Regions from separate parts of the Homo sapiens genome. Here all the other regions are linked to region 4. The links are chromatin loops, found by intact Hi-C in ENCODE. Cell type or tissue: PC-3. All regions are shown on one strand. Region 1 has its middle 210 kb from the start of LINC01807. Region 2 has its middle 68 kb from the start of DAW1. Region 3 overlaps SPHKAP (SPHK1 interactor, AKAP domain containing). Region 4 has its middle 47 kb from the start of LINC01807. Region 5 overlaps DAW1 (dynein assembly factor with WD repeats 1). Region 6 has its middle 140 kb from the start of SPHKAP.

Region 1 (5,000 bases), 260 kb before region 4:
TTCTAGGTGCAATGTTAGATTGTTAATCTGAGATCTTTTAAACTGTTTGATGTAGGCATTTAGTGATTTAAAATTCCTCTTAGCATTGTTTAGCCGCATTCCAAAGATTCTGGTATGCTATGTCTCTATTTTCATTAATTTCAAATAATTTTTTGATTTCTGCCTTTTTTGTTCACCCAAAGGTCATTTAGGAGTAAGTTGCTTAGTTTCCATGCAATTGTGTGGTTTTGAGAGATCTTCTTTGTGTCAAATTCTATTTTTATGGCACTGTTTTTGGAGAGTCTGCATGATATGATTTCCATTTTTTCAAATTTATTGAGATTTGCTTTACGGCTGAGCATGTGATCAATCTTAGAATATGTTCTAGGTGTGGATGAGAAGAATGTATATTCTGTGGAGGTTGGGTGAAGATTCTGTCAATGTCTATTAGGTTCAATTTATTGGGTGTCAAGTTTAAGTCCATAATTTCTTTGTTAATTTCCTATCTTTATAGTCTGTCTAATGCTGTTAGTGAGGTGTCAAAGTCTCCCACTATTATTGTGTGGCTGTCTCAGTCTTTTCATAGGTCAAGAAAAATGTGTTTAACGAATCTTAGTGCTCTAGCATTGGGTGCATATGTCTTAAGTCGTCTTGTAGAATTGAACCCTTTATAATTATGTAATGCCCCTCTTTGTTCTTCTTGATTGTCATTATTTTAAAGTCTGTTTTATCTGCTATAAGAATAATGAACCTGTTTTTTTTTTTTCCATTTACATGATAGGCCTTTACTTAGAACCTCTGGAGTGTCTTTACATAGAAATGGGTCTCTTGAGGACAACAGACAGTTGGGTATACTTTTTTATCCAACTTGCCACTCTATGCCTTTTACATGTTGCATTGAGACTATTTAAATTCAAAGTTAGTATTGATATGTGAGATTTTGATCCTGTCATCATGTTAGCTGAATGCTTTGTAGACTTGGTTGTGTAGTTGTTTTATAGTATCTGTGAGCTATGTACTTAAGTGTGCTTTTCTGGTAGCAGGTATTGTTCTTTTGTTTATATGTTTAGCATTCCCTTAAGAACCTCTTGTAAGACTGGTTTCATTGTAATGAATTCCCTATGTTTGCTTGTCTAAAAAGAATTTTATTTCTCCTTCAGTTATAAAGCTTAGTTTGGTGGGTTACAAAATTCTTGCTTGGAATTTCTTTTCTTTAAGGATGCTGAATATACGTCCCTAATCTCTTTTGGCTTCTAAGGTTTCTGCTGAGAGGTCCATTGCTAGCCTGGTGAGGATCCATTTGTACATAACCAGACCCTTCTCTCTAGCTTTCTTTAAGATTTTTTCTTTTGCATGTACTTTGGTGAATTTGTTAACTATGTGCCTTGGTGATGGTCCTCTTGTATAGTATTTCACAGGGGTTCTCTGTATTTATTGAATTTGCATGCCAACCTCTCTAGTGAGATTGGAGAAATTTTTGTGGACTATATCTTTAAGTATGTTGTCTATGCTATTTACTCTCTCTTTCACCCTCTGCAATGCCAGTGAGTTTTCGGTTTGATCCCTTTACATAATTCCATAATTCTTGGGCATTTTATTCATTTAAAAAAATTCTTCTTTGTTTATTTTCATCTGACTGAGTTGAATTGAAGAACCAGCCTTTGAGCTCTGAGATTTTTCCCTCAGCTTGGTCACTTCTGCTATGAATGCTTCCAACTGTATTTTGAAATTTTTGTAGGGAATTTTCAATTCCAGAACTTCAGTTTGAGTTTTTCTAATATTGACTATTTTATCTTTCAACTCTTGGATCATTTGACTGGATTCCTTGCATTTCTGGAATTGGGTTTCAGCTTTTTCTGAATCTTGATGAACTTCCTTGCCACCCAGATTCTGAATTTTGTGTCTGTCATTTCAATCATTTCAATGTGGCTAAGCAGTATTGTTGGGAAGCTAATGTGCTCATTTGAAGGTAAGGAGACCATCTGACTTTTTGAATTGCCAGAGTTCTTGTGCTGATTCTTTCCCATCTGAGAGGGCTGGTGTTCCTTTGCCTTTTTGTATTTGCTGCCATTTGGATGGGGCTTTTGTTTTTATATTCTTTATCTCCATTGAGAATTTAACTGTGGTATACATTGATTATAGTCAATTGGCTTCGGCTTCGTTTCTGCTTGCATTCAGTGGGCCAAGGCTCTGTGTGGGATTTTTTGTGACTTGATTCTTGCCCTGGGTTTCACAGGCAATGTATACTAGCAGAATATTTTTGATGTTGTAATTTGGGCTGCTATTCAGTAGATGGCGCTTAAAAGTCATGGCCAGCAGATAGGTGCTTACACAGTCACATGTCTCTTTTTTTTTTTGTTTCAGTGCCTTTGCAGTAGTTCTCTGTGATGGGTGATGGGAAAGAGATAACCCCATTACCGGGTCAACTCCCAGGCCTTAGGGGATCCCCTCTGATCGCTGGTGCTGCACCTGCATTTCCTTTGGTGTTTCTGGTTGCAAAGCTTCCTTGGGCAGAGGCTGCAGCTGGCAGACAGGCCACATCATTTGTGGATTGGCTCTGCAAAGGGAGAGCCCATGAGCCCATGCTTCTCACCCCTCTCAGTGTTCAGAGAGTGGGGTGGGGTGTCTTCCCCTATTCTAGTGCTGGCCACAGATCTCAGCTCAGCACTGCTGAGTTGTGTACTACAACCTTAGGGTGCTGCAACCAGGCTTCTGACTCTATCCTGAGGCCCCTCAGGGTCAGGAACTGGCTGGGCTGCAGGATTTGAAGTGCTCCCATGCTGGTGGGGAAGCATTTAAGTGGAGCCCTGGGCAAAGCACCTAGGCTCAGCAGCAGAGGCTGCACTGTGCACATGCTCCTGTGGGAGCAGCCAGGCAGGGAACTTGGGAAGGGTGGCAGGCAGGGGGGCCTGCTGAACACATGTGCCCCAGTACTGGGTGGTAAAGATGACCTTGTTCTCTCTTGGCCCTGGTGGTCAATTTAGAGTTACTTAAAGGAAATGGAGAGACTTGAGGGATGGGCCTCTATGGCTGCGTTCTGCTGCAGCTGCCCTGCTCACAAAATTCCCTGGCCTCTGGGCAGGCTGAAGCTCTGTTTCTGCCTACCCTAGGGGGCAGATCCCCCTGCCAATTCAAATGTCTACTGGGGTCCTGGGATCTTTTGTAGCTAAGATCCCAGAGGCCCGTGGCAAGAGTGGGCTGCCCCACCTGCACTTCACTCACACTTCCCTAGGAGTCGTCCTAAGGTGAGAGCTGGTCTCGGCTCTCGATTCCTCCTTCTACTGCCTTGGTAACTGCATTGCCTCTATTGACTCTAAGTCTACTTTTTTCATTTTATTTGTTGATATCTTTTACTTATTTTTCTATTAGTTTTTTTAAATTAACAGCTATTTAAAATTAAAGATATTAATCTTCTGTTTATATAAGTTCAAATTACTTTCCTAGTTTGTCACTCTAATTGTGGCATTTTTGAGGTATAACCATTTCAAAATGATGTGGTACCTATATTTCTTCTATATAGTTTTTCTGTATATCATTTGTAGAAAGGTTGTCTCTGTCACCAAAAGTATGATGCTTACCTATATTTTACGAGTAATATTGTTTCTTATTTTATATGCAAGTATTTGATACGTTTGATATTATTTTTATGAATTCATACAGGAATACAGAATTCATTTTTTCAATTTTTGTAGAAATGGCTAGTTATTTCAGAACCACTTAATGATTTATTCTTTTGTATTTATTTTAATATCAACATTGTCTTATATTCACATAGATTAAATATATATTAAATGTCTACATGACTTTAAACTATAGTACGTAGTATAGATTTATTCTAACTTACCTCTATAATCTTGTTTTACTTATCTTTGAAATATATTTTTATATCTAAAAGAGTGTATCTTCCTTCCTTATTCATTGTTAAGAATATTTCTGGCTGTACTTGCATGCTTATCCTTCCAAATTAATTTTGTTTACTTTTCACATTTATAGGAATCTATTATTTATTTATTATTATTTTTTTTGAGATGGAGTCTCACTCTGTCACCCAGGCTGGAGTGCAGTGGTGCAATCTTGGCTCATTGCAACCTCTGCCTCCCGGATTCAAGCAATTCTCCTGCCACAGCCTCCCAAGTAGCTGGGATTATAGGCACTCACCACCATGCCTGGCTAATTTTTTGTATTTTTAGTAGAGACAGAGTTTCACCATGCTGGCCAGGCTGGTCTCGAACTCCTGGCCTCGTGATCTGCCTGCCTCAGCCTCCCGAAGTGCTGTCATTACAGGCATGAGCCACTGTGCCCGGCCAGAAAGTTTTAGAGAAATGTTATGGGTATTGCATTGCATTTACATATTTAGCCTTCCCATTTAGTAGAAACTATTGCTTTGGGAAAAGTACATTAATCAGTTATTTTGTACATTATTTCATATCTTGTTTGATGTGAGCCCAATATGAGTTATAACTCCAATTTCTGAAACTATGCTGAATTAATCAATTTTTCAATCATAGCCAAAGCAGCCAATTAAATTCATTTAGTTTATAGATTAAGAAACTCTAAATGCTATTATTAGTAATAATAACCACATAATAAGAAAAACAAAAATGCTATAGTATATAAAAAGCCATAATTACATGGTGTGTTAAAAACACAAGACTGTAGTGAGACTGCTTGAATTCAAGCTTTACTTTGCTTACTAACCCTGCTAAGTTGCTAACAGTCTAGCATTGGGAAAATTACTTACTTCTCTGTGTTTCAGTTAATGCATCTGTACGAACAAAAAACAAACAAACAAAAACACACATAACACAACTTCACCTGTTACTATTGAATGGGATTTGAGTTGGTACCTGTTAGTGCTATTTTTTAACTCTTCTTCTTGATATTACTATTGTTATTAGTTATTGAGCATCTACCAGGCACTTGGCACTATACTCAAGGTATCAAATAATTTATCTTTGACCTTCACAAATTCATGTAAGAATCTTAGGAAACAAATTAGATACCTTACTGGATGCTGTGAT
Region 2 (5,000 bases), 720 kb before region 4:
TGTTAGCCAAGATGGTCTCAATCTCCTGACCTCGTGATCCGCCCGCCTCGGCCTCCCAAAGTGCTGGGATTACAGGCGTGAGCCACCGCGCCCGGCCTGGATGGCTTTTTATTTGATTCAGTGTTAGTGTTTCCATGTCTACAATGGGTACAAATCCTCACTATCATCAAAGGATTAAATGGATAACACATGTAAATTACATGTGTAGTACAGAACCCAACAAAAGCAATTTTTTTTTTTAAATAATTCTTGTCAATATCCCCCAGCTGAAGACCACCAGGACCATGATTATAGTTGAACAAATTTGGTTGATGCCGCCTTGGAAAGAAAACGCACTCCCTGGGAAAGCATGGAGTGTCTCAGAGAATTTTAGAGAGAATTTATTATAGGATATGAGCTTGTGTTAGGTTAGGTTTAGGGACTTTGCTCTATATTGGACGCTATCAGGAAGTGAGGATAATTCTGCATCATGGGGTACTTCATAAATTATCCATAGGGACAGCAGACTAGAGCAAGCCTAACATGACTGGCAAAGGAGCAGCTGTCACTCATATCAGCCAAGAGATGGGGTTGTTTCGTCATTTTTATGGATTGGACAATGCTCACGTTCTGTCTGTTCAGACATGATTCTAGCGTGCTCTTGTTTTTGGTCTTGATCTCCATCATGATCACAGAGTAGCCTTGTTTATGTTGATGTTCTGTGAAGTTGTGTTCAACTGGAAAACACCAAGGCCTGGCTCTGAGTATCAGGCCAGTAGAAACACCAAGACCCGAGTAATTAATGCCTGATGACTTTGCTTTCTGGTGATGTCTGCTGAGAATGAGGTGTTTTTTGCGGAGAGAATAGTCACTGAAGAGAATCATATAGGGCTGATGGGCAGCATCAGCGGTGCAGCCAAAGTTGGAGTTGATGGAGTTACTGGAGCGATCGGCATTCTGATTGTGTGATTCTCTCCCATAGGGCTAGGCTGTGCAGCACTGGTGTGGAGAAGGCACATCCTAACACTGGCCCTGGGCTGGGGGTTTACAAAGAGATCAGGACAAAGGACAGGAGTTCAGAGTTGAAAGTGCCAGGGAGCACAGATCTGTTGGTTCCCTGTGAGGAATGGGCTATTCCATGAATAAAGACAGAATATGAAAAGACTAACCACCAAGAAAAGAGGAGGCTAGATATCTTTTAGAGAATGTTCTGAGCTGAAGCCCTGCTGGGTGATGGGAAGATCGTTGGCTGGAAAGAGCCTAGGCCATTTGGAAATAAGGAGGTTGGGGAAAAATGGAAAATCTTGCAAGAAGGTCCACGAAAGTAGACTTTGAATTCTCCTTGGGACTCTGTGGATTTGTCAAACATCCTGCTTTTTCCAAGACAGGATGCAGGTGAAGTGACAAGTGCTTCTATCTCTGTCCACTGGGATCATCACCTTTTCCTGTTTGGATAGATAACATTTTCTCATATTCCATTTTAAAAATCTTTTCCACCTCAAGTGCCTTTTGGCACTGCTTTAGCAGTTTGCTGTGTGGGCTGTACAGCAGCTTTGCTGCTGCCCCAATGTTTCATAGAGATGTTTGTGATGGAGCACTATGTTTTTAACTTATCTTCCCAGGGCTGTGGCCCAAGTTCACGGAGGAGAGATGAGGTCGGGAAAAATGTGGCTAGTACACATCTACAGTGTTCACAACAGTCTGCCTCCTCTGTCAGGGACTCATTGTCTTTGGAATAAGCCCCATAGGACCTGGAGGCTGCTGCTGGACCTCAGTAATGTCCACAAAGACCTGCAACCTCAGGAGTGTTATTGTCCCTTTTCAATCAGGTCCTACCACCAGGAGACGAAGCTTCTCTTCTTACTCGGAGCTTCTCCAAAATGTGGCATGTTAGAGTGCTCTAAATAGTGAATTAATTGATTGATTGATGGAGTAAATACATGAATGAATGAATACTAACATGGCTCATGACTTTAACATTGATTTTCAAACTCAGCTTTATGGAGTCTCAGCTATTTTTCAAAGCTCAGTGAGTGAGGAGCTGAGTACACGGAATCCTGTCTTCCACACTGCACTTTAGCCAGAGGAGTGCCATTAAAAACACTTTTTTTGTCTTTGATTTTAGCCTCCAAGTAAAAAGCATTTGAAGAAAAATTTTTTGAATCTTGAGATAGAGAGATAGAGAGTTAGATAGATAGATAGCAAGAAACCACTGGCTGCAAGAATGAAGTTCTGCATTTAATTGTGCAAAATCTGGTCATGATCTATTCGTCCACACTTGTTTTCCCTCACTCTATCACATGAATTCTTTGTTTAGTTTATCTTGTATGATGTGTCCAGATATGCCCTTTCTAATCTCTACACTTTTGTTCCCCCACGCTCTATCCTTTAACCCCAGGTCATATTATAAATCTTCTCTGATCTCCATGGCCAGATGTGCTCACTCCTTACGCTGAATTCCAATAGCATTTATTGTGTCTCAAGGCCCATCCTTTATGTTGCATGTTTTACCTCTTCAACCAGATTGTTCCTCCTTCCCTTCCCCTTCCTTCCTTCCTTCTTTCCTTCCTTCGTTCCTTCCTTCCTTCCTTCCTTCCTTCCTTCCTTCCTTCCTTCCTTCCTTCCGGCTTTGCTCTTTGCTTTAGATGGAATACTCTCAGGAAGTGAGAATAATTTTATATGATTGGGTGTCTTCATAAATTATCCATTGAGAAAGCAAACTAGAGCAAGGTTAAAGTTGTAATTGGTAAAGGAGCAGCTGTCACTCATACCAGCCAGGAGAGGGGGCTGTTTAGTCACTTTCGTGGCTTGGACAACGCTCATGTTGTGTCTGTTCAGATGGCCGTATGGTGATTTTTTTGTTTTGTTTTGTCTTTTGTCTTGGCCCACATCATGATCACAGAGTAGCCTTGTTTGTGTTGATGTTCACTGGGTGCCTGTTATGGGCCAGGCGTGTTGCTAGGTACTGGGATTCATAAAAGGGAAGACAGACATCTCTCCCTCACGGTTTACAATTTAGTGAGGGTTGGGGAGTATATCAATCGAGGTTCAAACAATGAACGGAGTAAGTAGAAAACATAAAGACATTTACTGTAAGGAATTGTCTTCCAGGATTCTGAGGCTGACTAGGCAAGTCTGAAATTCTTAGGGAAGGCCATCAGGATAAGTGTCAGCTGAAACTTTTGCCACAGGCAGAATATCTCATTCTCCTGAGAGGCTTTTATTCTTCTCTTTAGATCTTTCAGCTGAGTGAATCAGGGCCATTCAGACTGTGTACGATAATTGCCCTTACCTAAAGTCAGCTGATTATGGATTTTAATCACCTCTACAAAATACCTTCATAAGACCCAGTACAGTGGCTCATGCCTATAATCACAACATTTTGGGAGGCCAAGGTGGGAGAAATCTGCTGTTAATCAGATAGGTTTTCCTTTATAGGTTACTTGATGCTTTGCCTCGTAGCTCTTAAGATTCTTTCCTTTGTCTTGACTTTAGATAACCTGATGACAATGTGCCTAGGCGATGATCTTTTTGTGATGAATTTCCCAGGTGTTCTTTGAGCAAGGCCGGGGAAAGTTTTTTCGATTATTCCCCCAAATATGTTTTCCAAACTTTTAAATTTCCTCAGGAATGCTGATCTTTCTCAGGAATGCCAATTATTCTCATATTTGGTCATTTAACATAATCCCAAACTTCTTGGGGGTTTGCTCATTTTCAAAATTCTTTTTTCTTGTCTTTGTTGGATTGGGTTATTCCAAAAACCTTGTCTTTGAGCTCTGAAGTTCTTTCTTCTGCTTGTTCAATTCTATTCCTGAGACTCTCAAGTATGTTTTGCATTTCTCTAAGTGTGTCCTTTATTTCCTGAAGTTGTGATTGTTATTTATGCTACCTGTTTCACTGAAGATTTCTCCCCTCATATCTTGTATCATTTATTTGATTTCCTTAAGTTGGACTTCACCTTTCTCTGGTGCCTGCTTGAATAGCTTAATAATTGACCTTCTGAATTCTTTTTCTGGCAATTCAGATTTTTCTTCTTGGTTTGGATCCATTGCTGGTGAGCTAATGCGACTTTTTGGGGTGTTAAAGAACCTTCTCTTGTCATATTACCAGAATTGTTTTCCTGGTTCCTTCTCATGCGGGTAGGCTATGTCAGAGGGGAGATCTGGAGCTCAAGGCTGCTGTTCAGACTCTTGTGCCACGGGGTACTCCCTTGATGTAATATTCCCCCTCTTTCCCTAGGGATGTGGCTTTCTGAGAGCCAAACTGTAGTGATTGTTATTTCTCTTCTGAATCTAGCCAGCAAGCAGGGCTGCCAGGCTCTGGGCTGGTACTGGGGGTGTCTGCACAGAGTCCTGTGAGGTGAACTGTGTTCAGTTCTCTCAGCTGTGGATACCAGCACGGTATTTGAGATGTCTCCTGGATCCTGCAGGAGGAATCCACTTCCTTCAAAGGGTCTGTGGATTCTCTTGGCTTTTCTGGTATACTCCTGCAGTAGTTTTTGGAGCAATAGTCCACAATGCTAGTCTCCACATTCTGCTCTGTCTATCCAGAGTGGGAGCTGCACTTTAGTACTGCCTCCTATCTGCCATTTTTTTTTCAGTCACCTGTCAGTTGAGAAATGTGTTTCTATTTTCCTTTGGATAACTGGAAGCTAACTAATGTTAAGTTTAATTTTTAATTTAATGTTTAATATTAAGACTACTTAAAAGACTTATCCCAGGAGCTTAATGCAATTATTAAAGTCATTGAATCTGAAACTAGGGAACTTTAAAAATACCAGTGCCTGGGCTCCACTGTGGACCAATTAAATCAGAATCTCTGACAGTTAGGGCCCTGACCTTGGTAGTTTGAAAATGTTCCCAGGTGATTCTGATATAGCCAAGGTTGAGAATAAATGCTCTAAATATATTTGAATTTTTTGGTTTTCCTGTTTTATACATGTTTTGATATTGAAATGATCATTCTATCATCTTTGGAAATAAATGCCTTCATAAATTGGAAATAACTAATTATTTCGGTAA
Region 3 (5,000 bases), 620 kb before region 4:
GAATTTTACACAGAATAGCTTCTGATATGTAAACCTTGTTTCCTCTCACTGCCTACATATTTTTGTATTGGAAACTGTAGGATATGCTCACACCATCCCTGACCTGGCACATTCATGTTGCAATGTCTGCTTGAGTTACCACTCTTGATGGTAGAAGCATTCCTGGAAGTCATTCCTATATGTGGATGGCTAGCAATCACTTAACTATATACGAAAGTGACCTGAAGCTACATAAATATATCTCATGTAAACAGAACCCCCCTCAATTTCCCTTAAGCCAGAGCCCAATAACACCTGTGGTCACTCCAATGACTCTCAGTTTGCGGGGAGATAAGAGGTAGTAGGAGTCGAAATGGAAAGAGATAAGCATAGTTAAAATATCTTACTTTGAATATTTTACAAAAACACATAACCATGTGAATACATTGATAGGCCCTGTCCCAAGGGCCTTGAAACTGGGGCCTATGCACATTAACAGCCCTGAAACCTAAATTTTGGTAGTTTTACAGTAAATCCACTTCTTGATGAAATAGACAATGTGACTGGATTGCTCTTAGCAAGTTTTCAATCTCTACAAGTTTGGGCTATTAATTGAGATTTAAGCAACCACTAATGCTGAAGTCCAAGTAGAGAATACAGGACCAGCCTCTGTCTAGTAGAGCTGGGGAGTGGTGAGCCTGGATTAGGAGGCTTTGATGAGGAGACTGAACGTTTGATGAGGAGATCGAATGTCTTCAAAGTGCTTGGTGTCAATGCTGGGTGCTGAGAAGACAAACAATACAAGGCATTGTTTTTGCTCTTGGGAGTTATGATCTGTCTGAAGGCAGGACATGTCCTTAAAGTGACAGAAACATCATGGGCCACGTGTGCTGGAGAAGGGAGTTGGGAGAACTGGATCAATCATGAATGGTATCCAGGAGAAGGCTGAATTTGAGGTGAGCTTGGAGGTCAGGGGACATGTTTACAGTGTTATTACAGGAGGAAACTTTTGGTAGTGGGAAGCTGAAATAAAGTTTTTATTTTTTTTTGCAGGGGCAGTTAGGGTGAATGTTATGTGTGACTAAAATGATAAAACCTGGAAGATTCTGCATTACGGTTGCATGAGCTGGAGAGAAACCTGTCAGTGGGGAGGCTAGGGCTGCATGCTGGAGCCACCAGCCAATGGAGAACAAGGCATAATTACTGTGCTCTTATTGCATTCTCTGTAAAATGCCTGCATGAGCAAATCCAAATATGCCAAATGACCTAGGAAAGGATTTTTTTAAGTATGTATTTTTACATAATTATCCTTTTTTCTTGAACATAGAAGTAGTGGATTTTCCTGCAGTCTTCACATCCTGTTAGTTCATGAGGGCAGGCCCTGTCCATCACTGGATTCCCAGTGCTCAGCATGGTGCCAGGCATCTGGCAGATGCTCAATAAATTCTCGTTGGTGAGTGCAGGTGACAGGTGTACAAGAAAGGGACATTTGTAATAATCATTTCCCTTATTTATAGAATGAATTCCAATGAATGTAGTCAATAAACAGTTTTCTTCCCATAAAGGTACAGGGAATACGTACAGAAGCTACAGGAGAATTAAATGAGCTAATAAACCAGCTATTGGCTACCATTTCCAGTACTTAGATTGGCTTCGTTTTCTCACAAAGAAGCATTTGCTAAAAAACAGACAAAGACAAAATGTTGAGAATCATAATTGGTAATAAAGACCCATAAAAGGTGCTAACATTTTTCTTGGAATGGCAGCTCCTTTCTCTTCACATAAAATACATTTCTTTTGTGTGTTTGTGCACGTGTCCTTACTGAGACCATCTGCAGACATACTTAGCTGAAGCAGATGGAAACACACATCATCCCGAAAGAACACGAGCACTTCTTCTCTTGCTTCCTGAACAGAGCTAATCTTGTGGTTGTACTCCACCTTTTACACTCTAATGCTGCTCTTCTATCACTATTATGGTTTTTAAACAAAACATTGCAGGAATAAATGTCACTGAGAAGATGATGCCACCTTATGATTTTGACTTTAATAAAATATTCCTCACAACTACTTACATACAATAAAATTTGAATGTCTATAGGAAATACACAGTTTTTTTTAGTATTATGGGTTATTAGCCAAGTAATCACAGTGATTACTCTTATTTATGACTCTCTTTTCATAAATGAAGTTCCATGTAGGCATTTGTAAAACTAAAATTTTGTTGTGAAATTTTATTAACTAGTGATATAAAATATATTTTTGTGAAAAGCTAATGTGAGGAAGAGGATGACATGAAAATCTAGTATTCAATACAAAACACAGTCATTTTTAAGTGAATTGTAATTCACAGCAACTTTTGCGAGGCAACTGTATTTTCTAAACAGTTTTATTTTGACAGATAAAGTCAGACAAAATCAGTGCTTTTATATAAGATAAAAATGAGTTTGACTTTTTGAATTAAACACATAGAAAGAACTGATGATGACAATTGTTGGGATCAAATCCATATCATAAGTGCAGTTTTATGTTTTCATGTATTAATTTTAGTCAACATTTTAGACTATTCTGATAGTGAAATGCAACCATCAAGAAATGTCATTGTATTCTGCGTCCACTAGGGGGAAATCACTGTGCAAGGGGTCAGATGACAGCAGGGTTTTAGCCTAGGAGGTGAGCCCTTTGATTTCCTCTGCTTGATTTTTTTTCATTTTTCCTAAAGTTAGCTAACATCTACTAAGAAAACTTTTTCAGAAAATATTAACCAAAAGCATGATGTCAAATTGCCTTAAAATCTAGGCATTTGAATGTTGAATATGACCAAATATTTACTAACAGTTTTTCTTAGAAGAAAACCAATTCCTTCTTTGAGCAGCTTCTAACAATGCAGCCATCTGGCCATGTGGGATATGACAGCATCTCTTAATTTGATGGCATCAAAATGCTGATTCACAAAGCGTCTAAAGAAAACATTGCCTCCTTTCTTTTTCTAACCAAAAGGCTTCTGTTAGATTCAGGACCCTGGACCAAAATTACCTTCTAAAGAATATGACATTTTCTGCCTAGTACTGTAGGCAATTTTTTCATCAACGGTGTTATGCCACCCATGCTGTGGACATTCCGGAATACATTCGACTGTTTGAGAAAATGTTGCATTTATATCCAGTCATTGCTTTGAAGTGATTGCAACAATTACACAAAATGAAATATAAAGTTTTATTTACATTTAAGACTGTCCAGCTTCTCTTTTTTTATTGTCAGCATTAAAAATAATTTTGAACTGCAATTCTGGGGGAAGCTCTTCAAGCAGTTTGTGATAAGAGATACAGTAAAAGGAGTACAAATATCTAAAATACTAGAGATCTTTTAACTAAACCTACCTGAAGCCAATTGTATTGACAGCTTAAAAAATAAAATTAAAAAAATAAGTATGCACTCAAGATAATTGTCTATTTTGCCATAAAAATTTAGTGTTATTGTCTTAGACATTTCATTTGAATCGAGGATACACTTATATGTAATGTCTGATGTACATTTACTAGATATGTAACACATTATATTTATTTTAGATTTCCATTTTAAAGAACTGCTAGTAGCAAGTGTTTCCTTCCTGAAAGTAGGCCCTAAGTAATTATGTGGACTAGAAGAAAACTAAAGAATCAGTAGAAAAATGTGTTTCTACATTTCACCTGCTTGGAAAAATGTGCTCTGGGCTATATAAAAATAAAGCGGTAATAGAAAATTAACATATTAAAAATACACAATACCATAAGATGTTTTCCTATATGATTTTTTAGGAATAGCTTTCTTGTGTTTTATCAGCCACTGGCAGTTTCTCTAGTGTGACTATTCTCTGTTTTCCATCAATCAGCAATTTTTTGTTGAATTCCACTACATGCTAACACTAGACTCTAAGTTTAAGGCAGATATTCCAGGCACTAATTTTTTTCTCGGGGCTAAACATTTTTACCTCCAAGGGCTCTTAGGAAAGTTAAATCAGGATTCTCCAAGTATTTGTTCAGAAGACAGTTCTGGGCTGGGCACAGTGGCTCACACCTGTAGTCCCAGCACTTTGGGAGGCCGAGGCAGGTGCATCACAGGAATTCAGGAGTTCAAGACCAGCCTGGCCAACATGGCGAAACCCTGTCTCTACTAAAAATACAAAAATTAGCCAGGCGTGGTGGTGCGTGCCTGTAGTCCAGCTACTCAGGAGGCTGAGGCAGGAGAATCGCTTGAACCCAGGAGGCGGAGGAGGTTGCAGTGAGCAGAGATCGTGTCACTGCTCTCCAGCCTGGGTGACAGAGTCAGACTCTGTCTCAAAAAAAAAAAAAAAAAAAGAAAAAAGAAAACAGTTCTACATTCTCTGAAATCTTATGATCACTAGAGGGTATAACCTTGTCTTAGAGTAACTGTATTACTCTATGTAATACAGTGCAGATTTGCTGAATGAATCTAGGTGGTCATGTGGAGCGGAGGACACTGGCCGTGGGAGGGGATGTGCAGACTCTGGCTCTGCTCTCAGCTCCTATGCTGTTGTGAGGAAAGGAGATGGGAGCCATGTCCTGTGGGTTGTGAATTGTCAGGTGAGTCTTAGAAACAGAGCAGCTAATCATCTTTACTAGTCGGCAGTCTTAAGGCCGAACCATAACTATGAGGACTACTCTTGTTTCCTGGAAAAGGGAGAAGAAAGTGAAAGTGGAAATTAAAGGGCCCAAGTAGGAGAGAGCAGAAGAAAAAGAAACAAACAAACAAGAACAACATAAAAACAAGCAATCGTGCAAACAAACAAACAACCAATGGAGCATCACAGGTACTGGCTTACTCCTGGAAGGAGCTGCATTTAGGTCTGAAGACCAATGGGCTCTGTGAGTAGGAGCACTTAACCTGCCTGCATGGCACATCAGAATCATCTGGACGGAGTTCTTACACTTGTATGTTCCTGCGCTCTGAACCACAACTATTTAATCAAAATCTCGGGTTGGGGCCTGAGGATATTTACTCAATTATTTATCAATTCTTAC
Region 4 (5,000 bases):
TACTGGTGTTCTTAGTTTTTCCAAACCAATATGGTTCATTCTCACCTCTCTGTATCTACCCCATCTTGCTCCCAAAAATAAATACACACCTTATAAGATGAACAGACATTTAAACAAAGAACCATAACCGCAGTTTCTTTGGATGCCATTTGGTCACAGAGGATTCCAAGCCAACAGGTGGGTATATCAAGCTACTGACCAGTAGGGTTCTCCTGCATTCTTTTACTATTTCTACGTATTCTTCTACAAAGGAATAGGTAAAACACTGAAAAGCAACATGACAAGCCCACTCTATCACTTGAAAGTTGATGGGAGACAATTCTTTCCAAGTTGAGTGAACTGAGGGCCTGTCCAAGGGTCTCTCTGGGGAGGCCTTCTCGTCCCAACTCCCCATCCCATAGTCATTCCACACTCCAAAGCATATTTCCTTTACCGGAAGCAGCACACATCCATCCCTCAAGTGCATTTCTCCAATTCAAGGAGAGAAAGGAAGGAAGCAATGAAGTTTCCTTACATCGTGTGTAGAAAACAGTGGTGTGTGAGTGTGGTGGTGGTGGTGTACGTGTGTGCATGGGGACAGATAGATGTCAAACAGATGAAGTACGGAGCTGAGCATACTGCCTTCCAAACAACTGATCTGGGTTTGGCTCCTGGCTATTACACCATTACATGTTAGGGCTTGAGAGGGTCAAGCTCTTGAGTGTTGAATCAAATGGATGAGAAGCAAATTATCATCACTGTTGCTGATCAAGCTGAATTGGAGAATGTGTCTTGAACATTGGTCACAGTTGAGTTTCCTGACATGTCCAGATATGATGGACTGATTAGCAGATAAGGTCTGTGTCCTTAGAGACCAGCCTCTCACAGTATGACAGAGAATCTCAAAGGGGCTGGGGCATGTAAGCTGACTCTTTTCTCTGGTGTCACCAACCAGAAAAGTCATTTCTCATTCCATGGGGAGAAATGGAAAGGGAGTGAAATGAAAGAGAACAGAGGTGTTTCTCCCATTCATTACCCTCTAAGGAACTAGAATTTTCCTCCCCTTGAAGAAAACATGAGAAATAGAGGGTAAGCATTCCTTTCTGACATGAATAGCTGCACAAAACTTTTTAGTTTTAAAATTACTTTCTTATACTCTGACATATAAATAAATCCTATCAGTGGTGTTTAAACTGTAGGGCAGATAAGAATTATTTTGAGCTTTAAAAAAAGTAGATTCCCTAGGTCACACTACGTTTTCTTTTTAAACAAACATGTGTTGGGGCTTAACCCTTAAGAATTACTACTGCATGTAAGCCAATTTTGCTCTATCGTTAACAGTATGTACTGAGCCCATAAATGCTGCCCTGTGGAATCACAGAGAAAGGTTTATCTGACCATGGGGTTTGACTTCTGGTGCTCAGAATGCTCACTTAGTTACATTTGGGTGTATAATTAAACCTAAAAAATAACAAGGAAACTTTAAATACAAAGACCACCTTACAAGTCAGCAAAAATATTTACTGTTACAGTACTAAGTAAGTGCAAGAAATTAAGGGATGGTTCTCTAATCAGGAACTGCTTCTGCTTAAAATATTATTATATCAATATGTTCTTTTTCTTTAAAAATGAGAATTATAGTTACCTTAGAGAAGCATTCTCTAATAAAAATTATTGTGATGATAGAAATATATCTATGCTACCCAATACGGGCACCAACATGTAGCTATGGAGTACTTGAATGCACATAACACAACTACAGAACTGAATCTTTAATTTAATTACTTTTAATTTAAATATACGTAGCCATGTTTGACTACTGTGTGTCGTATTGAGTAGCACATCCTTAGCATATGTTTTTAAAACTGTGGGTTGAAATAAACTAACGGACTCTGAAAACAATTTAATGTTTTATGTCAGCATTTAAATAAACGACCTCAAGGAGTATAGATATTGTGAAAGTTCCTCACACATAGCAAATATGTTATTTTATAAAGTTTACTTATGAGGAAAGAGAAAAATGATTACCTGGTCATAATACAAAATGTGTTTTGTGTGAATTGTTGACTTTTGCTCTATGGAGTGTATAAAATAATAAGTATATTTAGGGGAAGGAACCAAAGAAGAAACACACCTGCAAACTGCGATGTTTTTTTTTGTTGCTTGCACTGACAGAAAAGCCAGTGAGAACTATGTGATGATAGCTCCACCTTGAGGTTTGATGATAATATTTCCAGTAGGGAAAGGATGAAAGGAAACACATGAGAAGAAACATTAATTTTCTCATAATGTTTATAACACTACACTTTTGTTTCTACAGTTCGCATTTAAAAGCCCACTGATTCTGGCCTTCCAGAACCTGAATTGCCCACCTCAAACATAGGTTCTAACTAGAAACTTAAGTGGATATGTTAGTGGACAGAGCCTGCCATGTGATACTCCTGCCAATCTTCTGGTCGAGGTTTTGATGTGCAACTTCGAAGAGTGACCCTCCGCAAAAAAAATCTCACTGGGCTTTACCCCATAGAAAGCTGAAAGGTGGCCTTCGAAGTGGGTATTAATGCAGGACCACTAACATTTTATGTCTCATTGTATGAAGAGAGTATAATTATTAAGTCCTTAAAACCTATTAATTACCATATAGATATAGAAATATGTCAACTCCGTATTCTGAAAATGGATTATATCATGGTTGGCTAATAGAATTTTTTTTTTAAATTATGTAATTTCATTAGAGAAGAGGGGAAGAGGAAGTGGTTTGTTGATGAAAAAGAAGGGATTTTATACCAAAGGGAAATTATGATTCTTTCTTGATGTTTAATTTGCATCCAATAAAATTAATTCTTCTTAAGTGTTTAGTTAGATAAGTTTTGATAATTGTATCAAAACATGTAACTACCAGCCAAAACAAGATAATGGGCATTTCTATAAACCCAGAAAGTTCCATTTTACCCCTGTTAATGGAACCCAGAAAGTTCCATTCTACCCCTTCCTTGCTGTGGGATATTACTGTACTCTTTTCCAGCATTGGAGGGTAGCTTGTCTGTTCCCAAACATCAAATAAATGGAACTATGTCCTATTTATTCTAATGTGTCTGGGTTCTTTGGCTCAGTAAGATGTTTTTGTAATTTATCCTTGTTGTCCCATATGTTACTAACTTATTCTTTTTTATTGCTGAGTACTATTCCATTCTATAGATAGGCTGCCATTTGTTTATATATTTTCTCTTTCTGGATATTTGGATCATTTCCAATTTGGAGCTATTGTGAAAAATAAGGCTGCTTTGAACACTCTTGTAAAATTTTTGTGGCTATGTATTTTTACTTTTCTCAGATAAATACATGGAAGTGGAATTTCTGAGTCATATGATAAACACATATTCAACTTTTTGAGAAACTGCCAAAAAGCTGGCCACAAGAAAAACTCCAAGGCCAGATTAATTCTATCAAACATTTGCAGGAGTTTTTTTACGCATTCAGGATGCCAGTGATTTGTAAGATATGTGCACGCACGCATGCACACACGCACATACACACGTGTGTATATATGTAAGATATCCTAGACATATATCTTATATGTATTCTTTGATAAGTACACTTTTTTGCAAAAGATTATATTCAATACTATTTCGCAGCCTATAGTTTGTCTATTCATTCTCCTATTTCTGCCTTTTGAAAGCAGACTTTAAAATTTTGATGATATATGATTTTTTTTTCTCTTTTATGTAAGATGTAAGATTGCTGTTATTACTTGCCTAAATGTTTGGTAGAATTCCCGGGTAAAGACATCTTAGGGGAGGTTGTTGATTACAGATTCAATTTCTTAAAGATATTGGAATATTCCCATTTTCTATTTCCTCTTCCATCAGTTTTGGTAATTTGTGTTTTTCGAGGAATTTGGCCATTTCATTGAAGTTGCTAAATTTATTGGCATAATGTTTTTGATACGTTATTTTTATTTTAAATTCTATCATTATTGTAGTTTAATTTCCTTGTTTTCTTTGATCCTTAGGCTATTTAGTAATGTGTTATTTAGTTTCAAATATTTTGGAATTTTATTCTTAGCTCTCCTATCCTTTAGGCTCACTTTAATATGAAGTCAGAGACAGCCCCCAGATGAGAGGGTCACGACATACCGTGAGTGTCTAGAGATGTTAGCTCTTTCCCTTGACATTGACTGTTTTTTTAGGCTAATGGGGATAAATATTATGAAGGTTTGATGCAGCATAGCAGCTTATCACCAACCTGTCCAAGTGGCTTTCCTGGACAGATTGGTAATAAGCTGGTATGCTGCATCAAACCTTTATAATATTTATCCCAATTAAAGACAAGTCACAGGGACAACTGCATAGCCTTTAGCCCAGAGACTTTACTCTAAATGCCACGAATGTAAGCCTTTTTTAAAACCTTGTTGGAAGTGCCTTTATCATATGACTTGTTGAAAGAGTATTCGTGACTTTTTAAACACAAATACTGCAGTAAAACTCCAGGAAATAGACCTTTCACACTACTTTTCCCTAATGAAGACATCTTATGAAAACTTCCTAGGCTTCTGTGCCAATGGATAATCTAAAATTAAATCTTTTGGGCTCTCCAGAAGCAGAAAGCATCATGAAGGAGAAAAAAAATTTCTAGAAATTCAAGTCAAGCAGCGGACTGCTGGGCATAGACAACTTTCATCAAAACTTTTAAATCAAAAATCCTGAAAGCCAGGAGCCACTTACTGCCATACTCTTTTTGTCTCTTTCATCTTCTTCTAATGACTCTTCCTCTCCTGGTTAACTTGAAAGATTTTTGATTGCTAAAATGAGATTTCCAAAGTACATCTCCAACATTGTTACTCAAGGTAAATTAACAGGATAAACCAAGTGTTACGCAAACTTATTGATTCCAAACCTTTTTTCTCTACAGATTCATGGAAGATGGGATATGTTCACTTGGACTATTGAATTTTGGTCATAATCTTGGCTAGGAAAAAGGATGAAAAAATATATAAACAGTACCCGTAAAAGAACTGGAGT
Region 5 (5,000 bases), 770 kb before region 4:
ATTATTCTGTGCCAGCAACATTTTTCAGAATTTCTATGAATTATTTGAATGCTAGAGAAAATTTGAATCTATCTGTATATTTTTCAGACCAGTTATCTTTCAGGGAAACAATATTTTAGTCTATAATAAATATTAATATTAGTCTTATGATGCTTTAAATTTATGGTTAGGCATTTTTCTCTTTTCCTAAAAATATTTTAAATCTAATCTTTCTGAACCTCAGTTTCTTCATCTCTAAAATAATTATGATAAAAGCATTACATTAGCAGATTGTTACAGGATTAAATAAGAGAACATATGTAAAGTGAAAAGTATGCTGCTGGGAACATTCAATACATGTTCATTCAAAAGAAACAGGAAAGAAAGAAAAAGAGCTCATGTTCAGAACTAGTATGGACTAGGCCTTCCTAGGTGTCTTCATTCATTTTGTGCTGCCATAAAAAGAAAGACCTGAAACAGGGTTATTTGTTTCTCGTAGTTCTGACTGAGAAATCCAAGATCAAGGCCCCTACAAGTTTGGCATCTGATGAGGGCTGCACTCTGCTTCCAGGATGGCACCTTGATGCTGCGTCTTCACATGGCAGAGGGCAGAAGGGCAAAAGGGATGAACTCTCTTTGTCAAGCCTTGTTATCAGGGCTTCTAATCCCATTCAGAAGGGCTCCACCATTGTGACTTAATTACCTATTCAGGCCGCACCTCTTAATGCTGTGACATTGGTGAACATGTTTCAGCATGAATTTTAGAGCGGACGCAAACATTCAAACCACAACACTAGGTGAGAACATTAGACTCTTGGCACACCCTCCATGAAACAAGCCTTAGCTTTGGAAAAATATGTTGTAGAAAATCCAAGCTTCTTGCTTTCCTGCCATCATCTATTTACTGATTTGTATGATCCTCCCCGCCCCACCCCCAGATATCTCTTGGGAAAGATAATGGTGTTTTTGACATTTTATAAATGTGCTTCATGAAGCAATACAATCAATTCTTCATGTAATATAGGTATATGCAAATTTTGACATAAAATAAAAGAAACTCTTTTTTGGGTGTATTTCAGCACTGATGTCAGTGCGTTAGTAGAAGAAATCCAGAAGGCAGAACCTCTACTCACAGCTTCACGAACAGAGCAAGTCAAACTTTTGATACAGAGGTTGCAAGAGAAACTCGGCCAGAACAGCAATCACACGTTCTATCTTTTTAAGGTAATGGATTTAAAAACAATCAGATAGAAGAATTTCAGTGAAATGATTGATATTTTATTAATTTTTCTTTCCCTAAAAATATTTTTTCATGAAAAAGGCATGTCAGTGATTGATTGTAGTGCCTCACATATGTTTGCTAAGATTGTCCCAATAATTATTTGTTAAATGAATGAGTGAAATCCAAAACACTTATTCCTTGAGAGGTTAAATAAAGATTTCAGCTCTTCATATAATGATAAATTTAAAGGGTTATTATTATTAAGATAGTTTTAAGTTATGGAATAACTAAAGCTTTTTTTCTAGTTAAAGTAACGTTAAGAAGTTGTGTTTTATGACAAATCAACATTTCGTATTTTCTGCTTTCATGTGAACTAAACCATATTTCAGTAAATTATTTATTTGTATGACATATAATTTTAATGTGATGTAAATATGCTTTTTAAATAGTTTTTTTGATGATTAAATATAGCAAATATAGTCGTTTAGTACTTCAAGGAAAGCTTTTAATTTTCCTTTGTCATTACCTTAGAATTACTTCATATTACACTGCTTTTATCTTTTATGATTTAAATATAATTATGATAGTAACATATAATTATTAGTTATAGACTCACCTGATACAAAATATCCAGGCATTCGTTTCTGGAAGAGGATGTTATAGTCTTGTAACATTTCTTTGTCCAGTAGGTGGCACTGTTTAATTTCAAATATGAGCTGTATAACTAGCGTGTCTCAATTTATTCTCCAAAGGGAACATTTTTGATGGTGAAAGTAGATGCTATTCATAGTTACATTTTGGTAACAGACATAACTTGGACTGTCCCAGCCCAGCCAATCACTCTTAATAGATTGTCCAATTTATGTATATGCATTCAATAAATATTCATTAAACATTCACTGTATGTTAGATGTTGTAGGGATTGAAAGATAAGGAAGACATATTCTGACACTAAAGGAGCTTCAGGATTCATAAAGTCATAATACATTGTCAAATCTTTATTGAAACATATTTAGTGTATTTCCTACATACCCAGTTTATACATGTATACAAAACCACATGCCATATGTAAAAGAAAATGTTACAAATTAGTGCTATCAATAAGATGCCACATAGCACTGTCTAAAGGTAAATCAGATATTGCCTGTTTCTGATGTATAATTAAGAAAAAATTGAATGTCTTCATTGGTTTGAAGTTATAACTAACAAATTTAATTTGGTTTGAGTCTAAAAAATGGTGTTTTCTTTCACTGAAGGTTCTCAAAGCACATATATTGCCACTGACTAATGTTGCACTTAACAAATCGGGCTCATGGTAAGATTCTCTTTTTATGTCTAATTTTTAGCAGTGAAACAAATTTCTGTGTTTATTTATCAAAGATTCCAGTTAGATAAGTACATAATATATTCATTTTTCTGATTTCAGTACTCCCTTGGATACTGAGGAGAAATATAAACCCTTTCTCCCACTCTTCTAATCTGAGTTTTCTGTCGTATTTGTGCTGCAGTGAATGGGAGGCATATTGGGTTCTCAGCAAATGTAGCTACTGAAGAACTCAACTCAGGAATGAGTCGGGCAGGGTGGCCTCATATCTAACTTGGTTGGTTGTGATCAGTCTATTCAGAGCAGGCACTTTCCATCTAGGTCAGTGATTTGGGGTATGGCAAACAGCAGCTTCAAGTCTCTGTTGAGAGCATGGCTGTGATCAGCTTGGGAGCTGACGTGCTAGGTAGGAGAGATGAGGGAGAAGTCTCGTCTTGACCTACAGACATAAAATAAACACAAACTAGACATAAAATAAGCAGTTTGCTAAGGCTTCCATAATAAGGTAGCACAAACTGAGTGGCTTACACAACCAAAATGTATTGTGTCACAGTTGGGGAGGTTAGAGGTCAGAGGTCAAGGTGTCATCAGGGTCAGTTCCTTCTGAGGCCTTGGGAAAGAAGCTGTTCCACAGCTCCTGTAGCTTCTGGTGGTTTGCTGGCAATCTTTGGTGTGGAGAAGCATCACCCTGAGCTCTGCCCTCATCTTCACATGGTTTTCCCTGTGCATGTCTGTGCCTATATGGCCTGTTCTTATAAGGATGTATTGAACTAGGGCCCACCCTACTGCGGCATGATCTCATCCTAACTTAATAATTTTTTTTTTTTGAGATGGAGTTTCACTCTTGTTGCTCAGGCTGGAGTGCAATGGCACGATCTTGGCTCACTGCAACCTCCAGCTCTAGGGTTCAAGCAATTCTCCTGCCTCAGCCTCCTGAGTAGCTGGGATTACAGGTGCCTGCCACCACGCCCAGCTAATTTTTTGTATTTTTAGCAGAGACGGGGTTTCTCCATGTTGGTCAGGCTGGTCTCGAACACCTGACCTCAGGTGATCTGCCCAACTTGGCCTCCCAAAGTGCTGAGATTACAGGCGTGAGCCACCACGCCCAGCCGTAACTTAACTATTAATAATTATATCTGCAAGATCTTATTTCCAAATACATTCACATTCTAAGGTTCTGGGGGATTATGACTTCAACATATAAATTTTGAGGGCATATATTTCAACCCATAAAGTATCTATAGTATATATGTGTATAGTTGCAAATGCGAGTTTGCATCTGTCCAAAGGTAGAAGAAGTCTGTGGGAGAAGATGGTAGAAGGAAAATACCTAGGAGAGAATCAAAGATACCTTGTCTTGTCAACCTGCCTGTTTAGTTGAGTTTCGCTATTAGACTTTTCTTCACCTTTTCTTGTTACCACTTGACATTCAGACTGGCTTTTCAATTTTGTGGGTTGTTTTCTGTGCTGGGGAAATATATTTTTGTTATACTTTTGAAGCAATATTTTGATTTCAGAGATATTTTAGAAAGAAAGTCTCTTTCTTAATTGAATATTGAAGGAATGATTAAGATGCTGCTATTTTACATTACACTCTATTCACTATTCCTGTAGGAGAATAGCTATGTTAAAGGAACCATTCATTTGTTTATTAAACAGAATATAGGCCAGGTGTGGTGGCGCACGCCTGTAATCCCAGCACTTTGGGAGGCCGAGGTGGGCAGATCACGAGGTCAGGAGTTGGAGACCAGCCTGGCCAACACAGTGAAACCCCATCTCTACTAAAAATAAAAAAAAAAATTAGACAGGCATGGTGGCGCACCTCTAATCCCAGCTACCTGGGAGGCTGAGGCAGGATAATCGCTTGAACCCCGGAGGCAGAGGTGGCAGTGAGCTGAGATCGCACCACTGCACTCCAGCCTGGGTGACAGAGCAAGACTCTGTCTCGGGGGTGGGGTGGGGGTTGGGGGAGGGAACAATGGAATATATCCCAATTTAGACATTGTTCTCAATTTAACTTTTTGTTCTGCACACATGATTTCCATTGTAAAAAGCATAATAGGCCAGGCGTGGTGTGTCACACCTGTAACCCCAGCACTTTGGGAGGCTGAGGCAGGCGGGTCACTTAAGGTCAGTAGTTCAAGACCAGTCTGGCCAACATGGTGAAACCCCATCTCTGCTAAAAACACACACAAAAAATATAGCCAGGCGTGGTGGTGGGTGCCTGTAATCCCAGCTACTCAGGAGGCTGAGGCGGGAGAATTGCTTGAACCTGTGAGGTAGAGGTTGCAGTGCGCCGAGATCACGCCATTGCACTCCAGCCTGAGTGACAGAGCGAGACTCCCTCTTAAACAAACAAACAAACAAACAAACAGCATAATAAATAGAGTTATTATCCTACAGGTAAAACATGAAGTCTTTATTAACACACTGCCATTCTTCCCTGCAACGTGTTTATATTCCTTGTGTTAGCTT
Region 6 (5,000 bases), 340 kb before region 4:
ATGCAGTTTGATAAGGGTCAGTTTCTGTAACTGGGATCAAAGGATACAGGGCATGCTCTCTGACAGTGTGCCCTCCTGTTTAGGTATGGGCATGTACTGATCAGCTTCCATCCTCACACTAACTGCACTCCTTTCAAGTGTTGGCTCTGATTCACAGATCCAGACTCTATGGAACACTATATGGAGATGAATTGTGGGGCCCAATGGGAAGTAGTGCTGTTGATCTATGAGCAATATCTTCCCTGGCCAGGTGGGGCCAAGCATCAGTTCACATCCTCAAGCTGGCCAACTCTGGATCATGTCTCAGTCACAGGAAGAGGTTCTCAGTCCTTAAGCGTTATAAGTATTTTGGACACTGTTGAATTTCTCACATCTAACACAGTATCTGCACTGAAGATGTGATTAAAAAATAACTGTCATTTAATGGATCCTCTTTAACTGTGCTTTGTTTTTTCCATACCACTTATATTCTTGCATAGTATATTTATCTGCTTGATATGCTTATTTTCTGTATGCATTCTTATACTAGCACAAATATTTCACAAAAGCAGAAATTTCTTCCTTTTTTGCATTCTTCACTGATATAATCTGTCCTCAATTAAGTGCTTAACTCATAGTAAACACCCAATAAGCATTTACTGAATTAATTACCAACATAATTGTTTTTATTTCACTACCTTACCTATTTATTTTTATCCAGGAAGTCAAACTGTAAGAGGGGGGAAAGAAGTTTCCATCAACCATTATAAAACAAAATTGACATCAGTTATTCATCAGTTATTCCTTACCTTTCTTCAGCACAGCTGCACCCAACTCTCTCTTTTGTTTTTTTTAGATGGAGTCTCACTCTGTCGCCCAGGCTGGAGTGCAGTGGCGTGATCTCAGCTCACTGCAGCCTCTGCCTCCTGGGTTCAAGTGATTCTCCTGACTCAGCCTCCCAAGTAGCTGGGAGTACACGCACCCGCCACTATGCCCAGCTAATTTTTTGTATTTTTAGTAGAGACAGGGTTTCACCATGTTGGCCAGGCTGGTCTTGAACTCCTGACATCGTGATTCGCCCACCTCGGCCTCCCGAAGTGCTGGGATTATAGGCGTGAGCTACCACACCCGGCCTAGCTGCACCCAACTCTTAAACAGTTACCTCCATTCCTCTTTTTACTGTGCTAAATAGTAGCTTTGTAAACTTTTCAAGTGCTTCCATAATAAAACAGCCATGTCTTGAATGATGTTTCGTAAAATTTTTCTTGTAGGGAAATTGTTTCACATTTACACTAAATAAGAAACTCAATGCCAGAAATACCATAATTGATTGTGTCATCCATCTTCTTGACCTCATGCTCCTTTTTTTTTTTTTTAATGTTTTTGTTTAGTTTAAGGAGAAACAGTCCAGACAGAGAAATTCTAGGCTGTTTGCCTGCTCATTTTAGATGTCGAGTAGAGTATTCTGATGGGCAGGCTAGGAATGAGGCATCTTAGATATAAATGGCCCAAGGAAGCTATAGAGAAGGAAAACTTTAGAAAAGTAAAATCCCTTTGTAGGTATATTCATTGCCTAAGAAGTGAGTAGACGTCTATAAAATGAATCTTAGAGCATACAAGTAAGTGTGTCTCAGGCATTTTAATATCTCCAGGAAAGCTGATCTTACCACCTTACACAATAAACCTCCCCAGGTACCTAATACGCACAAATTAATTCATTGCAGATTTAGTTTCACAACTTAGAAGTAAACTGAGGCAGGGCACGGTGGCTCACACCTGTAATTCCAGCACTTTGGGAGGCTGAGGCGGGATGATCACCTGAGGTCAGGGGTTCAAGACCAGCCTGGACAACATAGTGAAACCCTGTCTCTACTAAAAATACAAAAATTAGCTTGGCGTGGTGCAGATGCCTATAATCCCAGCTACTTGGGAGGCTGAGGCAGGAGAATTACATGCACCTGGGAGGTGGAGGCTGCAGTGAGCCGAGATTGCGCCATTGCACTCTTGCCTGGGTGGCAAGAGTGAAACTCCGTCTCAAAAAAAAAAAAATAGTTAACTGAATTACACAATGTTGAAATTCTTCAGACTTGAGCACTTGGCCTTTGCACTTTGGAGGCACTGAGTATCAGAGATGGCTTTGCGGGATTTCATTTTTATGGATTTTTATACCAATATGAGCATCACTACCAATAAAGCAGCATATGCCACTGGTTAGGATGACAGAGTATGGATAAGCAGAAAGGGTAAGTAGAATAGTAAGTAGAAGTATGGATAAGTAGAATGGATAAGTAGACAGCAATTGCTGTCATCAGTGTTGTATCCCCAGCCCAACTCCCTCTCCTTGTCAGTGCCAATGCTACCCCTGTCCCTGCGGCCAGCAGAGGGAGATTTTTAATGCTGAGCACCTCTTGCTTTGGTGTGAACTGTTCTGGCTTTTTGCCTATCCTCCAAGTATATGTCATCTATGCTAACCTCCAGGGAAGACCTTCTTACAATTAACCAAGGGTGTATTTTTTCCCTCCTCTCCTCTTCCTACCTGTGACTAAAGCACTCAAGTCTGAAGTTTTTACTATGCATTTGAGGTATTGCAAAGTTTGTCCAGCAGTTCACTGCATCAAAATTATCTGGGGCCCTTGGGGACAGAGATTAACAGGCACAGCTCTAGATCTGTTGGGGCCAGATCTCTGGGAATGGAGCAGGGAAGAAGAATTTCTTTTTTACGACCTTCCAGATATCCGATATATTTTCTTTGGCACCAAAACCCTAAGATATAAGTGGGGAAAAAAGAATTTGACTTAAGGAGAAGCAATGGGCTTCAGATGCTACATTTCTTTCTGGTTTGTTTGTTTTTTTTTTCATTCAGACAAACATGAAAAGCTGTGCTGTGATCTCTGATACTCACATGATCTCACTTTTAGTACAAAGAAGTAATTTCCTCTGTGAGTCTGTTTACAATGATGGGCTGTCCAGTAGGTTCTACAGAAATCTTCAGTTAAAAAAATCACTTTAAGGCCGGGCCCAGTGGCTCATGCCTGTGATCCCAGAACTTTGAGAGGCCAAGGTGGGCTGATCACCTGAGATCAGGAATTTGGGACCAGCCTGGCCAACATGATGAAACCCCGTCTCTGCTAAAAATAGAAAAAATAAGCTGGGCATGGTGGCAGGTGTCTGTAATCCCAGCTACTCGGGAGGCTGAGGCAGGATAATTGCTTGACCCGGGAGGCAGAGGCTGTAGTGAGCCGAGATTGCGCCACTGCCCTCCAGCCTGGGCGACAGAGCCGGACTCTGTCTCAAAGAAAAAAAAAAAAATCACTTTAAAATTGTCATGTTTTTCTTTTTCTTTCTTAAGAACGCTTTGAGCTATCAAGATATTTGTGAAGATGTAAATTCAGTAGCTTATATTTGCCTTTTTCTCGTGTTCATGCTGAAAAATAAATCTCAGTATTTTTACTTATGAATAATTCATACACAGTGACAAAAATGCAAAAAGGAAAAGGTGTATTAATATTTCCATAAGAAATAACCTCATAAGCTCCTGATTTGCAAGCCCTAATATCAGTCTTAAACTTTCTACAATGTCTGGATATTTGTAGCTTTAACCACAACGGAAATGATTACCTGTTTATGTAATAAATCTTTCAAATTCAGAATAAAATGTGGTCCATGTTTTTCAATTATATTTGGCTGTTGAGTTCATTTTTGACTAGAAAAATAGGGGTTGTTGTAGTTAGTAACTACCACCTGTTTTTGACATATGAATTAACCCATTTATGCCTAGTGTTCCCTTATTGGAACGCTAAGTATGTGGGAGTTATTTATAGCCTGCTGCTCAAGGTCATTGCCAAGGTCTGATTGCAAAAATTCAAAAAATTGCAACCTCCAGCATAAATGGGTTAATGGTGTTGAAATCAAAGATAGCTTCCTTTATTTCTTTTCAGTTAATCCACTTTTTCCTGTTTTAGGCCTCAGTTCAGCACAGAATAGGTGTATTGGGAAATAAATATTAATTGTGCTAGGTCTGAGAGAAATTGTGAAGCAGGCAAAATTTAGCTCTGGTGTTGTCAGCAGCTGTTTTTAAATTGCTTTCTCTCCCATCTGGGAAGCCTTTACCTTCATGCCAGGCTTCAAGCACTAGATACTTTCTTTACTACCTTAATGATCTTTCATACAAACCGGGGCAAGTGAGAGGGAGAGAAGGAGGAAGGGGTGGAAAATGGGGAGAGAGGGAGACATGGACCTGCTATCATTCTTTTGTCTCTTTAATGAAATTTCATTCAACATGTTTTGATTTTCTTTTTCTCCAAGGATTGCTTATATTGTACTTATGTTAAATGATGAAAACAAAGACAAAAGAGAAAAGACTTAGCAGACATGCAGCTCAGCACAAAGACAGGACAGGAGTAATAGTTTGGTTGTGAGGGACTCTTCCTGTAGTTATCTTTTGAATATTTCTACCTGCATTTGTATCTCCAGTGTATTAACTGTCCAAATTTATAATTAAAAGACTATACCATAACTGTCTAGGTAGACTGTACATGGACTTAGATGTTGTCTATTTTCTTTTATTTATTTATTTTGAGATGGAGTTTCACTCTTGTTGTCCAAGCTGGAGTGCAATGGCGTGATCTCGGCTCACTGCAACCTCCGCCTCCTGGGTTCAAGCAATTCTCCTGCCTCAGCCTCCCAAGTAGCTGGAACTATAGGCACGTACCACCACGCCTGGCTAATTTTTGTATTTTTAGTAGAGATGGGGTTTCACCATGTTGGCCAGGCTGGTATTGAACTCCTGACCTCAGGTGATCAGGCCACCTCGGCCTCCCAAAGTGCAGGGATTACAGGTGTGAGCCACCGCGCCAGGCCTGAGATTGTCTACAAAAATGATGGAAATGACAGTGAGTCTTGCAGTTATCTTCCATGTGATTTCAGAAGCCAGCGTTTATGAGGTGGTACGATAGACATTCCCCACCACAATTCCATTAAAGAGTTTTAAAAGGCACATCCTAAAATGAAGATTTTGTGTC

The links. Hi-C counts contacts between places; a loop is a spot of excess contacts. Peaks named below come from ENCODE experiments on the same cell type or tissue, not always from the same donor. Only the 100,000 strongest peaks of a DNase experiment are listed, where the experiment ranks them.
Region 1: it touches region 4 in a loop (16-fold over the local background); 6 of 110 quality-filtered maps call a loop at or near these places.
Region 2: it touches region 4 in a loop (6-fold over the local background); 17 of 110 quality-filtered maps call a loop at or near these places.
Region 3: a loop joins it to region 4, with 8 times the contacts of the local background. A loop is called at or near these places in 46 of 110 quality-filtered maps.
Region 5: a loop joins it to region 4, with 8 times the contacts of the local background. A loop is called at or near these places in 27 of 110 quality-filtered maps.
Region 6: a loop joins it to region 4, with 26 times the contacts of the local background. A loop is called at or near these places in 30 of 110 quality-filtered maps.

What each region holds. Positions count from the first base shown.
Region 1 is chr2:228,398,912-228,403,911 of GRCh38, forward strand. No RefSeq gene overlaps it. Among named protein-coding and RNA genes, the nearest start is that of LINC01807, 210 kb to the right of the region's middle. In PC-3, a CTCF peak has its summit at 2,281 (motif pointing right); a DNase peak (open chromatin) is centred at 2,290.
Region 2 is chr2:227,936,966-227,941,965 of GRCh38, forward strand. No RefSeq gene overlaps it. Among named protein-coding and RNA genes, the nearest start is that of DAW1, 68 kb to the left of the region's middle. In PC-3, CTCF peaks have their summits at 2,764 (motif pointing right) and 2,966; a DNase peak (open chromatin) is centred at 2,766; H3K4me3 peaks cover 425 bases.
Region 3 is chr2:228,037,350-228,042,349 of GRCh38, forward strand. All of the region lies in intron 3 of SPHKAP (SPHK1 interactor, AKAP domain containing), which reads right to left. It overlaps LOC105373918 (a long non-coding RNA gene), which reads left to right. Exons shown (of 3, transcript XR_001739908.2): 3 at 4,659-4,745. Among named protein-coding and RNA genes, the nearest start is that of SPHKAP, 140 kb to the right of the region's middle. In PC-3, CTCF peaks have their summits at 2,614 (motif pointing right) and 2,829; no DNase peak of the experiment used is centred here.
Region 4 is chr2:228,655,806-228,660,805 of GRCh38, forward strand. No RefSeq gene overlaps it. Among named protein-coding and RNA genes, the nearest start is that of LINC01807, 47 kb to the left of the region's middle. In PC-3, a CTCF peak has its summit at 2,180 (motif pointing left); DNase peaks (open chromatin) are centred at 2,166 and 3,366; H3K4me3 peaks cover 383 bases; H3K27ac peaks cover 733 bases.
Region 5 is chr2:227,888,798-227,893,797 of GRCh38, forward strand. DAW1 (dynein assembly factor with WD repeats 1) reads left to right here. Exons shown (of 13, transcript NM_178821.3): 3 at 1,059-1,203; 4 at 2,458-2,516; 5 at 4,998-5,000. Among named protein-coding and RNA genes, the nearest start is that of DAW1, 20 kb to the left of the region's middle. In PC-3, a CTCF peak has its summit at 1,901 (motif pointing right); no DNase peak of the experiment used is centred here.
Region 6 is chr2:228,316,063-228,321,062 of GRCh38, forward strand. No RefSeq gene overlaps it. Among named protein-coding and RNA genes, the nearest start is that of SPHKAP, 140 kb to the left of the region's middle. In PC-3, CTCF peaks have their summits at 2,354 (motif pointing right) and 2,556; a DNase peak (open chromatin) is centred at 2,369.